2 separate regions of the Homo sapiens genome follow, and region 1 is linked to region 2. The links are chromatin contacts, found by Hi-C or POLR2A ChIA-PET in ENCODE. All regions are on one chromosome and are shown on one strand. Each heading gives the region's core, a stretch centred on a gene start or an enhancer-like site at or near the end of the contact. The rest is flanking DNA. Distances are from core to core; before and after follow the strand shown.

What was found. A loop is a pair of places that touch in the nucleus more often than their neighbours do. ChIA-PET counts read pairs that join two places held with the same protein, here RNA polymerase II (POLR2A). Pooled maps may share reads with other maps.
Region 1: a pooled map shows a loop between it and region 2 (6-fold over the local background). The contact joins the promoter of ZNF675 here to the promoter of ZNF730 in region 2. A Hi-C loop is called at or near these places in 1 of 37 single-sample maps with no recorded cell type and 3 of 50 pooled maps. POLR2A ChIA-PET finds 5 or more read pairs at or near these places in 1 of 52 experiments (OCI-LY7).

The regions. Positions count from the first base shown.
Region 1 is chr19:23,682,549-23,688,611 of GRCh38, reverse strand. ZNF675 (zinc finger protein 675) reads left to right here and starts at 1,400. Exons shown (of 4, transcript NM_138330.3): 1 at 1,400-1,581. The coding sequence starts at 1,579. RefSeq lists enhancers at 1,133-1,182, 1,473-1,862, 1,994-2,964.
Region 2 is chr19:23,112,845-23,119,318 of GRCh38, reverse strand. ZNF730 (zinc finger protein 730) reads right to left here and starts at 2,294. Exons shown (of 4, transcript NM_001277403.2): 1 at 2,143-2,294. The coding sequence starts at 2,145.

The sequences.
Region 1 (6,063 bases), core at 151-2,650, 570 kb before region 2:
GCTCAGGCAAGGGCCTCCCATTTTATATATGTTGGGCCTAGTAATATGTTCTATTGTGCAAAATATTCTGGGCCTGGGTAAAAGAAGAGAGCCACATAACCTGAATGCAGAACTTAGCAATATGTCATGATGCACCCTGTGGGTAGCGCCAATGCAAGAAAAAAGACTCACATTACCTTTATTCTTGACTTAAAGTCTTATGTCTTGTAAGAGAATATTGAATAATGCAAAAATACATGTAGACATGTCTGCGTGTGATTGGTGCTTATACTCACACAGTTCACCACACCACAGGAGAAAACAGATAACCACAGGCTGACCGTTAGGGCCAAGGCCAAATAGCAAAATAAGTTTGCCTTTAATCTATTTTCTCCATATCTAAACATTGGAGGTTAAGACTGTGGACAGATCTGAAGATACAGAGTTTTCTTGTTTTGTGGCTTCATCATTCTTTGTTCACTGTCTGATGTTTGGAATTAAGGTGAGCAACAGGTGGGCAGCAGTAGTTAATAAAATAACCAGAGGTAACCACAGGTCGACCTGTGGTTATTTTATTCTATCTGTCCTCTGTTCTTTCTATGGTCACTAACTGTTTTTTCCTTGGAATTGAAGAGAGATGTTGGTAGAGAGAGGCTGTCCCCTCACCTCTGGCAAAAAAGGGATGTTCAGGCTCTTCTTCACCCCCCTGACATCAGAGCTGCATTTTAATGTGGCAGCTATTGGCCACGTGTGGCTACTGGGTGCCTGGAATGTGGCTGGTCTGAATTGCAATGTGTTAGGTAAAATAGAGTTATTTTCAAAGATTTAGTTCCATATATGTGTGTGTGTGTGTGTGTGTGTGTGTGTGTGTGTATACACATATATACATATATATGTGTATTTCATCAATAATTTCATATTGCTCTCATACTAAAATGATAGTACTTTGGATATATTGGGTTAGATTGTTACAATCAATTCCACTTGTTTTTTTCTTTTTAAAGTTTGACTACTAGAAAATTTAAAATTCACATGTGGCTCACATTTTATTTGAGGATTGCCTCTTTTTAAAATTCTCAGGCTGCCTACTCAAAGGACCAGAAGCCAGGAAGGTCATAAAGTCTGAAATTCTAAAATAATTATTATTATATTATTTTTCTTTGTGAGTAGCCATATATCATTTATAAATGTATATGACCTTATACACAAGGTTAAATACAAATACCCTATGGGATGGGCCTGGCTCAGCTAAAAGAGGAAGCCCCGGCTGAAAAGGCTGCAGCGCAGGCTATCAGTCTTCACTCAGCCCAGTGTCTGATCACATCTTCTGTCACTCAGGGCCTGAAGGGTCAGGACCTTAAACGTTGTCCAATCAGGCACGCTGGGCTGGGAACCGTCCAATCAGGCACGCAGCTGGAGCAGACAAGATGGCTTCCGGGATTTGGCGGCGCCTTTGTCTCTCGCTGCAGCCGGAGCTCCAGGTCTCGCTTTCATTGCTCTGTGTCCTCTGCTCCTAGAGGTCCAGCCTCTGTGGGCCTGTGACCTGCAGAAATTGAGAGATCCACAGCTAAGACTCCAGGACCCCCTGGAAGCCTAGAAATGGTGAGAGTTACGGGTGCGACATCCCGAGAGGGGGAAGGGGCTGGTTGGAACCCGTGGGAAATGGCTATGGCGGGACTCAGGCCTCCCCGCAGTCAGCTCCACAATCTGCACCCCGAGTTCTCCTTCCCCAGCTCGGCTCAGTCCCCTGCAGCCATAAGATGGCGGCGCGCTGACAGCCAGCCCCGGGGCATCCCGTCTCTTCTCTGCCTAGTGACTGTGCCCTGGCCTGTAGCCCTCTCTGGGCAGCTCTGTACCCGCAGCGCCGCATTTCTCTCAGATTGTGCAGGGACCACAGGAGGGCCGTCACCGGAGAATCCTGACTCAGGGTGCGGGTTCATTAATGGGAAGAGTTTTGGTCCGTGGGGTTCCCAGTTCCTGTTTTCTCCTATTAAAATTTTATGGGAGGGCCGGGCGCGGTGGCTCAGGTCAGTAATACCAGCACTTTGGGAGACCGAGGTGGGTGGATCACCTGAGGTCAGGAGTTCAAGACCAGCCTGACCAACATGGTGAAACCCCGTTTCTACTAAAAATACAAAATTAGCCGGGCGTGGTGGCACATGCCTGTAATCCCAGATACTCAGAAGGCTGAGGCAGGAGAACCGCTTGAACCCGGGAGGTGGCGGTTGCAGTGAGCCGAGATGACGCCATTGCACTCCAGCCTGGTTAACAAGACCGAAACTCCGTCTTAAAAAATATATAAATAAATAAGTTAAATAAATAAATAAATTATGGGGATCACCACAAAAATATTGGAGAATTTAATCAAAGAGTGATTCAAAAATTGTGGAGCATTCAGCTGTGGTTTGGAGCTTGTGACTTTATGAGAGCAGCTTGAAGGAAAGACTTTTAAAGGTACATGATGAAGAAAACCAAATTAAATAATTGGTTAGGTACAGTTCATAGTTACTTGACTTGTACAATTAAGGTGGACATTTCCTGGTTATGTAATCAGAGGTTAATTGGCAGTTTATGATTGGTTAAGCCTAAATTTTTGTTTCCCTCAATTCAGTAATTTGCAAAAAAATGCATTTGAGTTAGAGTTTTTAAAAAATAGGAACCCAGGGACTAGAGTAACCTCCGTCTAATTGCCTGCTACTTAGTTATTTTCACACTCCACAGGAGACTGATTTTCCCCTGCATTTTTCACAGTTCTCTCAAGCTGGGTCTCAAGCCTACCCCTCATCCCATTCCTCCAGACTAACTATGACTTGCAGTAAAATACTAAATTTCCAGTTTCTTCTCACATTCTCAAATGCCAGCTTCCCCTTTCTAATTCACATTATCAACTATTTGTCTTTTATTGTACACTTTAGATACTGTATTTTAACTAAGCATTTTTTGACATTGAATGGCACTTAAAAAAATCGTTTTCTGTTTGAAAATATTTTTTATGAGAAGAAAAAGAAGAACAATTCCCTGATACTGTATTGTAAAAAATCTTTTCGCCTCATTTTTAAAAATCTTCTCTAGGCACAGAGATAGTATCAGAATATTTTTGGGTCAAGGTTTCCCTTTGGAAACTTTATGGGTGATGTGGCCTCAGCCACCTTCAGTTTTTTCTGGTCCTGGGCTTCAGTAGTTTCTGTGAATAAACCAATATATCTACCATGGCTATGTCTGCTCGAGTGTCTAGTGAATATAATCTACTGGGTTATTTTCTTTCATAAAACAACCTGAGGTATGGAGTGTAGCCTCTCAATGGAAACAGATGAATGCCCTTGGACTGATAGGACTCTCCCCTGCGCTCTTCCTTTGAAAAACTAACCCTTGCGTGCACGGTGGTGCACACCTGTAATCCCAGCACTTTGGGAGTCTGAGGCGGTGGATCACCTGAGGTCAGGAGTTCGCGACCAGCCTGACTAACATGGTGAAACCCCATCTCTACTAAATACAAAAAAATTAGCTGGGCGTGGTGGTGGCTGCCTGTAATCCGAGCTATTTTGGAGGCTGAGAGCCGAGATCGCACCATTGGATTCCAGCCTGGGCACCAAGAGTGAAACTCCATCTCAAAAAAAGAAAAACTAAGCCTTTGAGACATGAAGATTGCCTTTACTCAACCCAGCTTCCATTTCTTGGAGACATATTGCTGGTCAGCCAATCAGATGCTGGTATTGAGGGAAAAACACAGAGATAATTTCTGTCCCCTGAATTGTCTAAGATTTGTGAAAGAAAAAATAGCATTTCAAAAGACAAAAAAAAGTGACCTCAGTGAAATGATGCAAAAACTTGCAAAGTAAAATGCACTTGGGGCAGTCACTGAGGCATAGTGCAGTGAGAGGGTGGTCATTGAGCACTTAAGTGAGCAGGATGGGGTGGGAGAATCTCTCAAGTGATTGGTGACCTGACTTGACACATGAATTAGACACACCTGTTTTCTTTTTTTTTTGAGATGGGGTTTCACTCTTGTTGCCCAGGCTGGAGTTCAATGGTGCCATCTCGGCTCATGGCAACCTCCGCCTCCCAGGTTCAAGCGATTCTCCTGCCTCAGCCTCCTGAGTAGCAGGGATTACAGGCATGCACCACCATGCCCAGCTAATTTTGTATTTTTAGTAGAAACGGGGTTTTCCCGTGTTGGCCAGGCTTGTCTCAAACTCCCGACCTCAGGTGATCCGCCCCTCTTGGCCTCCCAAAGTGCTGGAATTACAGGCATGAGCCACTGCCCTGGGCCAACACATCTGTTTTCTAATCAGCATTGCCACTCCCTAGTTTGTCACCTTGAAAAGATTAGTGCACTTATTTTGACTTTAGTTTTTTTTTTTTTTTTTTTTTGAGACGGAGTCTCGATTTGTTGCCCAGGCTGGAGTGCAGTGACATGATCTGGGGTCACTGCAAGCTCTGCCTCCCGGGTTCAAGCCATTCTCCTGCCTCAGCCTCCCGAGTAGCTGGGATTACAGGTGCCCGCCACCACGCCCAGCTAATTTTTTTGTATTTTTAGTAGAGACGGGGTTTCACCGTGTTAGCCAGGATGGTCTTGATCTCCTGACCTCGTGATCCGCCCTCCTCAGCCTCCCAAAGTGCTGGGATTACAGGCGTGAGCCACCACGCCCAGTCAGTGACTTTAGTTTTTTTAAATGTAAATTGCATTTTATTAGTAGCATTTGAAAGGGAAGAAAATATGTGCAAAGAGCATGTAAGAGTTGGGTTTCAGAAAAAAAAAATTTAATTATATATTCTATTTGTTAAAAGTTTTTATTTACCTTTTTCTTTCCCAGAGTGAGTTTAGAAAATTTGTCAGTTGTGTTTATGGCTGGGTAATTTCAAACAGAATTCCAAGGTTTAGCTGTTAGAATCCTACTAAGGAAAAGAATAAGGGCCAGGTGGGGTGGCTCACACCTATTATCCCAGCATTTTGAAAGACTGAGGTGGGCAGATCACGAGGTCACGAGTTCAGGACCAGTCTGGTCAATATGGTGAAACCTCATCTCTACTAAAAATACAAAAATCAGCCGGGCATGGTGGCACGTGCCTGTAGTCCCAGCTACTTGGGAGGCTGAGGCAGGAGAATCGCTTGAACCCAGGAGGTGGAGGTTGCAGTGAGCCGAGATCGCACCACTGCACTGCAGCCTGGGAGTCAGAGCGAGACAATCTCTCTTCCTTTTTGGCTGTAAAAATTAAATACCTTTCCACAAGAAAATGTAGTAGATAATTGGTGAGTTACATAGATTCATGAAAACATAGTTCCTCTTTTTGCACCATAAATTTGTGGCAGTGAATATCTGTTCTATATCCTATGATCTTGATTTCTGAATTTAATGCTAAGTGTTATGAGATGAAATTTGGTACCTCCTAGAAGTGTTCTCATATGACTAATTGTTTACTAGATAACTTTCTTTTTTTTTTTGAGACTGAGTCTCGCTCTGTTACCCAGGCTGGAGTGCAGTGCCATGATCTCAGCTCACTGCAACCTTCCGCCTCCCAGATTCAAGTGATTCTTCTGCCTCAGCCACCCGAGTAGCTGGGATTACAGATGCGCACCACCACGCCTGGCTAATTTTTGTATTTGTAGTAGAGATGGGGTTTCACCATGTTGGCCAGGCTAGGCTCGAACTCCTGACTTCAGGTGACCTGCTGGCCTTGGCCTCCCAAAGTGCTGGGATTACAGGTGTGAGCCACCGTGCCCGGCCTACTACATAACTTTTAAAATAAATAATAAAATAATACTTTAATTGTTTGAAAGGTGTAGATACTTTTGGTTTTCTTACAGAGGTATGAAATGGAAGCACCTTAAAATTTTCTTTTTATATACTAACACTGCGTTTCAGTAATTTTGCTGGATTTTTCAAACACATAGTTTCAGACACCAAGTGAATAACTCAGACATGAAAATTAAAGCTTGAGCCCATCTAAAGCTAATATTGAGCCTGCAAAAGGAGGTTATTAAAGGCCCAGTTAGTTCTTTCTGGGGAGCCTTTTCTGCAGATATGTCAGCCTGCTCACCCCAGCCATGGAAGAAGGCTTTATCCTGAGAGAAGCTTGAGAGCC
Region 2 (6,474 bases), core at 1,045-3,544:
TAAACAAACTACAGATAAAAACCACAAAATTATTTCGATACAGAAAAAGTTTTCAATAAAAGTTAATATCCTTCATGTTTAACACCCTCAACAAACTTGGCATTGAAGGCAAATAGTTCAAAATAATGAGTTATCTATGACAAACCCACAGCCAACATACTGAATGGACACAAGCTGGAAACATTCCTTCTTGAAAACTGGAGCAAGAATGCCTTCTCTCACCCCCACTATTCAACATAAAATTGGAAGTCCTGGCCAGAGCATTCAGGCAAGAGAAAGAAATAAAACACATCCAAACAGGAAGAGAGGAAATTAAAACAATCTCTGTTTGCAGATGATTCTTTTTCTTTTTATAAAATTTAGCATTAAACTCAGAAATTAAGATAACAGGATAGAGAACAGAGATATTCACTGTCACAAATTTACCCTGCAAAAATAACAACCGATGATTTCATAAATCTTGTAACTCACCCATTATCTACAACATTTGGTTGTAGAATGCTACCAAATAAAAGAATAGGTAAAATCTGCCATTTGGATACTATTTTTTCCATGAATCTCAGAGAATCCGAGGGGCAGAAATCACTTCTGTTTTTCCCTCAATACCCGCATAAGATTGGCTGACCCGCAATGTGTCTCTAAGAAAGGGAAGCTAGGTTGGGTGAAGACAATGTTAATGTCTGAAGTGGTTAGCTTTTCAAAGACACCAGGAGATTCCTCTTAGCCCCAGGGCATCCACCTGCTCTCTTGAGAGACTACACTTCATACCTCTTGTTGTCCTGTGAGAGAAAATGACCCAGAAGCTAATAATCATCAAACACTCTAGCAGACATAGCCATGGTGTGTACCCTGGTTTATTCACAGCCAGTACTGAAAACCAGGACCAGGAAAAAACTAAAGGGTGGCTGAGAATACATCATCCCATAAAAATTAAAAAAACAAAAAAAAAAAACAAAAAACAAACTTGACCCCAAAACACTTTCACAAGATCTCTGTGCCTAGGGGAGACAAAAGAAAAAGAGGCACAGAGATTTTTTTACAATACAGTGTCAGGGAATTAGTTTTGGTTTATTTTCATGGGCGATATTTACAAACAGAAAACAAATCTTTTTAAATGTCCCACCCAATGGTTTGTAAAAAAATAATTAAAATACAGTATCAAAAATGTACCCTAAAGGACAAACAGATAATAATGTGAATTAGAGAGGGAAAGTTGGCATTTGGGATAATCAGAAGAAACTGGAAATTTAGTATTTTACTGCAAGACAGAGTTAGGCTGGAGGAATGGGGGTTGAGGGGTAGACTTGAGACCCCGTTTGAGAAACATGAAAAAAAAATGCAGAAGATCAGTCTCCTGTGGAGTGTGAAAATAGTTAAGTGACAGGCAATTCGAGGTACGTGGCTGCGATGCCTGGATTCCTACTTTAAAAAAAAATGTAACTCAAATGTATTTTTTTGTAAATTACTACATTAAGGAAAACAAAATTTAGGCGTAACAAACTATAAACTGCCTATTAAGCTCTGATTACATAACCAGAAAATTTGTACGCTCAAGGTGCAAATTTAGAAACTATGTAACTGTACCTAACCGATTACTGAATTTGGGTTTTTGCATCATGCATCTTATGAAAGTCTTTCCTTCAAGCCCGTCCCATGGATAACAAGCTACACCCCATAACTGGGTGCTCTACAATTTTAGAATCATTCTTTAATTAAATTCTTTAATATTTTGGTGATGACTCCCATAAATTTTTAACAGAAGGAAAGAGGAATTGGGAACGCCACAGACCAAAGCTCTTCCCATTCATGAACCCGCAGCCCGAGTCAGGATTCTCCTCTGACGATCCTCTCTGGTTCCTGCATAATCTGGGAGAGACGCAGCGCTGCGGGTGCAGAGCTGCCCAGAGAGGGCTCCAGGGCAGGGCACAGTCACAGTGCAGGGAAGAGACAGGACGCCGGGGCCCCGGCTGTCAGCGCGGCCGCCATCGTATGGCTGAAGGGGACTGAGGCCGAGCTGGGCAAGAACTCTGGGCGCAGATTGTGAAGCTGACTGCGGGGAGGCCTGGGTCCCGCCACAGCCGCTTCCCACCGGTTCCAACCAGCCCCGTTCCCTCTCTCGGGATGTCGGACCGGCACTCTCACCATTTCTAGGCTTCCAGGGGGCCCTGGCGTCTTAGCTGTGGATCTCCCAATACCCGCAGGTCGCAGGGCCACACAGGCTGGGCTTCTACGTGCAGAGGACACAAAGCAGACAGACGAAAATTGGAGCTTCGGCGGCAGCGAGAAACAAAGGCCGCGCCAAATCCCGGAAGCCGCCCTGTCTGCTCCAGCTGCGGGCCTGATTGGACGGCCCCCCGCCCAGTGTCCCCGATTGGATAACGTTTAAGGCCCCGCCCCCTCAGGCCCTGAGTGACAGATGTGATCAGATGCTGGACTGAATGAAGAGTGACAGCGTAGGCTGCAGCCTTTTCGGGCAGGACTTCCTCCCTGAACTGAGACAGGCCCACCCCAGAGGGTACTGACTTTAACCTTTTGTGTAAGATCATATGTATTTATAAATAATACGCTATATGAATATTCACAAATCAAAAGAACATAGACCGGGCGCGGTGGCTCACGCCTGTAATCCCAGCACTTTGGGGGGCCGAGGCGGGTGGATCATCTGAGGTCAGGAGTTTGAGACCAGCCTGGCCAACAAGTGAAACCCCGTCTCTACTAAAAATACAAAAAAAAAAAAAAAAAAAAGTAGCTGGGAGTAGTGGCGCGCGCCTGTAATCCCAGCTACTCGGGAGGCTAAGGCAGGGGAATCGCTTGAACCCAGGAGGTGGAGGTTGCAATGAGCCGAGATCGTACCACTGAACTCCAGCCTGGTGACAGAGTGAGATGAAAGGAAGGAAGGAAAGGAGGAAGGGAGGAGGAGAGAAAGAGAGAGAGAAAAAGAAAGAAAGAAAAGAGAGAAAGAAAAGAAATAAGGAAAGAAAGGAAAGAAAGAAAGAAAAGAAAAGAAAAGAAAAGAAAAAGCAGAATAACCACAGGTAGATCACTATCTGGTGACCACCTTTCTTCCAGAGATCAGACACTGAACAAAGGATGATGGGGCCACAGGGGAAGAAAACTCTATGTCTTCAGATCTGTCCACAGTCTGGACCTCCAATGTTAGATATGAAGAAAACAGATTAAAGGCAAAATTATTTTGCTATTTGGCCTTGGCCCTAAGTGTCAGGATGTAGTTTTACGTTTTCTCCTGTGCGTGCGGGGACTAAGGACCAATCACATGCATACATATCTACATGTATTGCAGCGTTACTCAACATTATCTTACAACACATCTAACTTTAAATCAGGGGAAAATATTAGTACCTTTATGGAGCCCACTGTTAGAAGGTAACTAGTAATCAACCTGTCATTAAATCATGGCACCTATCTGCACTGGGTGCATGTATTAGTTAGCTATTGCAGCATAACCAACCATCCAAAACTTATTAGGTAATAATTGAGATGGTCAGCCATTTAGGCTGGGCTCACTGGGGCCATTCTTCTGGTCCCAGCTGAGCTCCTTCAGACATGTATCAACAACTGCTTCTTGACTAGGAAGCTGTGCTTCTGGGGGTAAGCTTCTGCTTCTGGGGGTGAGCTTCTGCTTCTGTCAACAGAGGCACTTTGCTTCTCTTCCCCACCCACCATGTTATGTTATCCTCCAGCTGGCTAACATGTGCTTTGTTCATGGAGAGGGCAGCATTCTGAAAGAAAAGCAGAAGCATTCAAGACCATTTGAGCCTAGGCCCCAAACTGGCACACGGTCATGTTCACAGGTTTCTACTGACCTGAGGAAATAAGGTCAGCCGTATCTAGGGTCTGGAAAACAGATTCCATATCTCAATGGGAACGGCTGTAAAAAAGCACGTGGCAAAGGATATAGGAGGGATGAAAAATTGCTGCAATTTCTGCAATTAGTATCATTCTGCCTTTTTTGCATATGTGGTTTATACAACTCTTTCACATGAAGAAACTTGTCCAAAGACCCAAAGCTACTAATTGGCTGGGCTGAACCTCAGGATAAATTCTGACTCCAAAGCTCAGGCACCTCCATAGATCAAACTATATTACTAGAGTAACTGCCACAGACCCTTGAAATTCTGGAGAGTGACACTTCTGCAAAAGAAGACAGTTTTTTTTTTTTTTAGATTTGTGCCCACATAGTACTGTTTATTATTGGAAATAATCCTGTCAAGAAATTGCAGAAGCACATGGTGGTTCACACCTGTAATCTTAGCACTTTGTGAGGCTGAGATGGGAGAATAACTTGAGCTCAGCAGTTCAAACACAGCGTGGGCGACATAGTAAAATCCTGTCTTCATGAAAAAAAATTAGCCAAGCATGATGTTGCATGCCTGTAGTCCGAGGTACTCTGTGACTAGGGCAGGAGGATGGCTTGAGTATGGAAGGTAAAAGCCGCAGTAAGCCATAATTGATTACACCACTACACTCCAGCCTGGGTGATAGAATGAGACCCCATCTCAAAAAAATTGCAGAAACATTTTGAAAGGACATAGAATAATTTGGAAAAATAGCTGAGGGATGAGTTTAGAAAATCAAAGCCCAACAACAGATTATTCATTTTTGATCAGAGAATACATTTGAAAACTTCTAAAAGAAAAACAACTTTAGGGCCGGGCATGGTGGCTCACGCCTGTAATCCCAGCACTTGGGAGGCCGAGGCGGGCGGATCATGAAGTCAGGAGATCGAGACCATCCTGGCTAACACGGTGAAACTCCGTCTCTACTAAAAATAAAAATAAATAAAAATAAATAAAATAAAAATAAAAATAAATAAAAATAAAAAAATTAGCCGGGTGTGATGGCGGGCGCCTGTATTCCCAACTACTGGGGAGGCTGAGGCAGGAGAATGGCGAGAACCCGGGAGGCGGAGCTTGCAGTGAGCCGAGATCGCTCCACTGCACTCCAGCCTGGGTGACAAAGCGAGACTCCGTCTCAAAAAAAAAAAAAAAAAAAGAAAAGAAAAAGAAAAACAACTTTAGATAAACTAAATTTAACAGAGTTTTATTGGGCAAAGAGGGATTTGCAAATTGAGTAGCCTGTGGATCCAAAGTAGGCTCTGAAATACTCCAGCACAGCAACATGATGGTGAAAGATTTATGGACAGAAGAAGCAAGGTGACATCAGAAAATAGAAGTGAAATACAGGAACAGCTAGATTGATTACAGCTTGGGATTTTCCTTATTTAAACATGGTTTGAACATTTGACATCCTTTTATTGGCCAAAACACAGTTGTTGGTACAAAAATGAGTACAGTCTATTTACACATTCAGTTAGGTTTCAGTTTACTATGTAAACAAAACAAAACAACAAAAAAACTTATTGACCAAACTTAAACATGAAAGGGGGTAGATTTAGGGTATAATTAAACAATTTCTCCTTTTTTGGTCATCTTCTAAATTTTGATAGACCAAAACTTTAGACATTGATAACACTGTCACCATCAAAAATGTACTTAGTCTCAGATTCCACTGTGAAATAGCAGAACTATGGGTTTTGTAAAGTGGAATCAAGAAATTCAGGTTATTATTTTATTATTATTTTTAAAGGTTTGAGTAGAGGGAAACCCCTTGTGTTAAGATCTGCTGTTTACAGAAGAAAAACAAAACCTACAGAATCTACCTATTTCCTTAAATTTTCAGTTTGATTTTGTCTGTTTGGACCTAGTGCACAAGCTCAGTCCAGAATGATGGCCTCTAATAATTTTGTTCAAAAAATTTTCAACAGTGCACAGTGTAACCAAAACTCAGGGCCTTAGTACCACTGTTTCCATTATTTAGGGTCTTTGTTCTTATGTCATTCCTAGGTTATGGTTTCATCATAGTTACATATGTCTTTGAGTTTCTGTCATTCCAGTTAGTGAGAGACAATTTTATATTCTACAGGTGATTGCATGAAAACATTTCTAACTTTTGAGAATACAATGCAGCAGGGAGACTACTATTTTGACTACCAGGAGGATAATACGAAGAGTTTGAAGCGTGCTTTTTAACCAGGGTCCTCATGAACCACCAACTAACATTACATAGATCAAATAATTAGCTATAGTCTACTTATTTTAACCAAACAGCCTGTTCATTAATCCCCTACAACTGCATCTCTGTAATACCCAATGTATTTCTCCATGTGCAACTACAAGAATTAGCAACTGCAGACACTTCTGTTTATACAGTAAGTAATCCAAAGAAATTATATGATTCAGCACAACTTTAGCAAAAAATTTAAAGTCTATTGTGTAACCATAGCCTTTACAGTGCAATCTGCTATAAAGCCCTATGATAGGGGATACATTTCTAACCATTGCCTCATTTACTCTAAACCAGGGGGAAAAAAGACCTATCAAAGGATGCCCATTTAGAAAAGTAATGGCACCCTGGCAATGCTCTTTAACCTATTTTGAATAAGTTCTCTTTAAC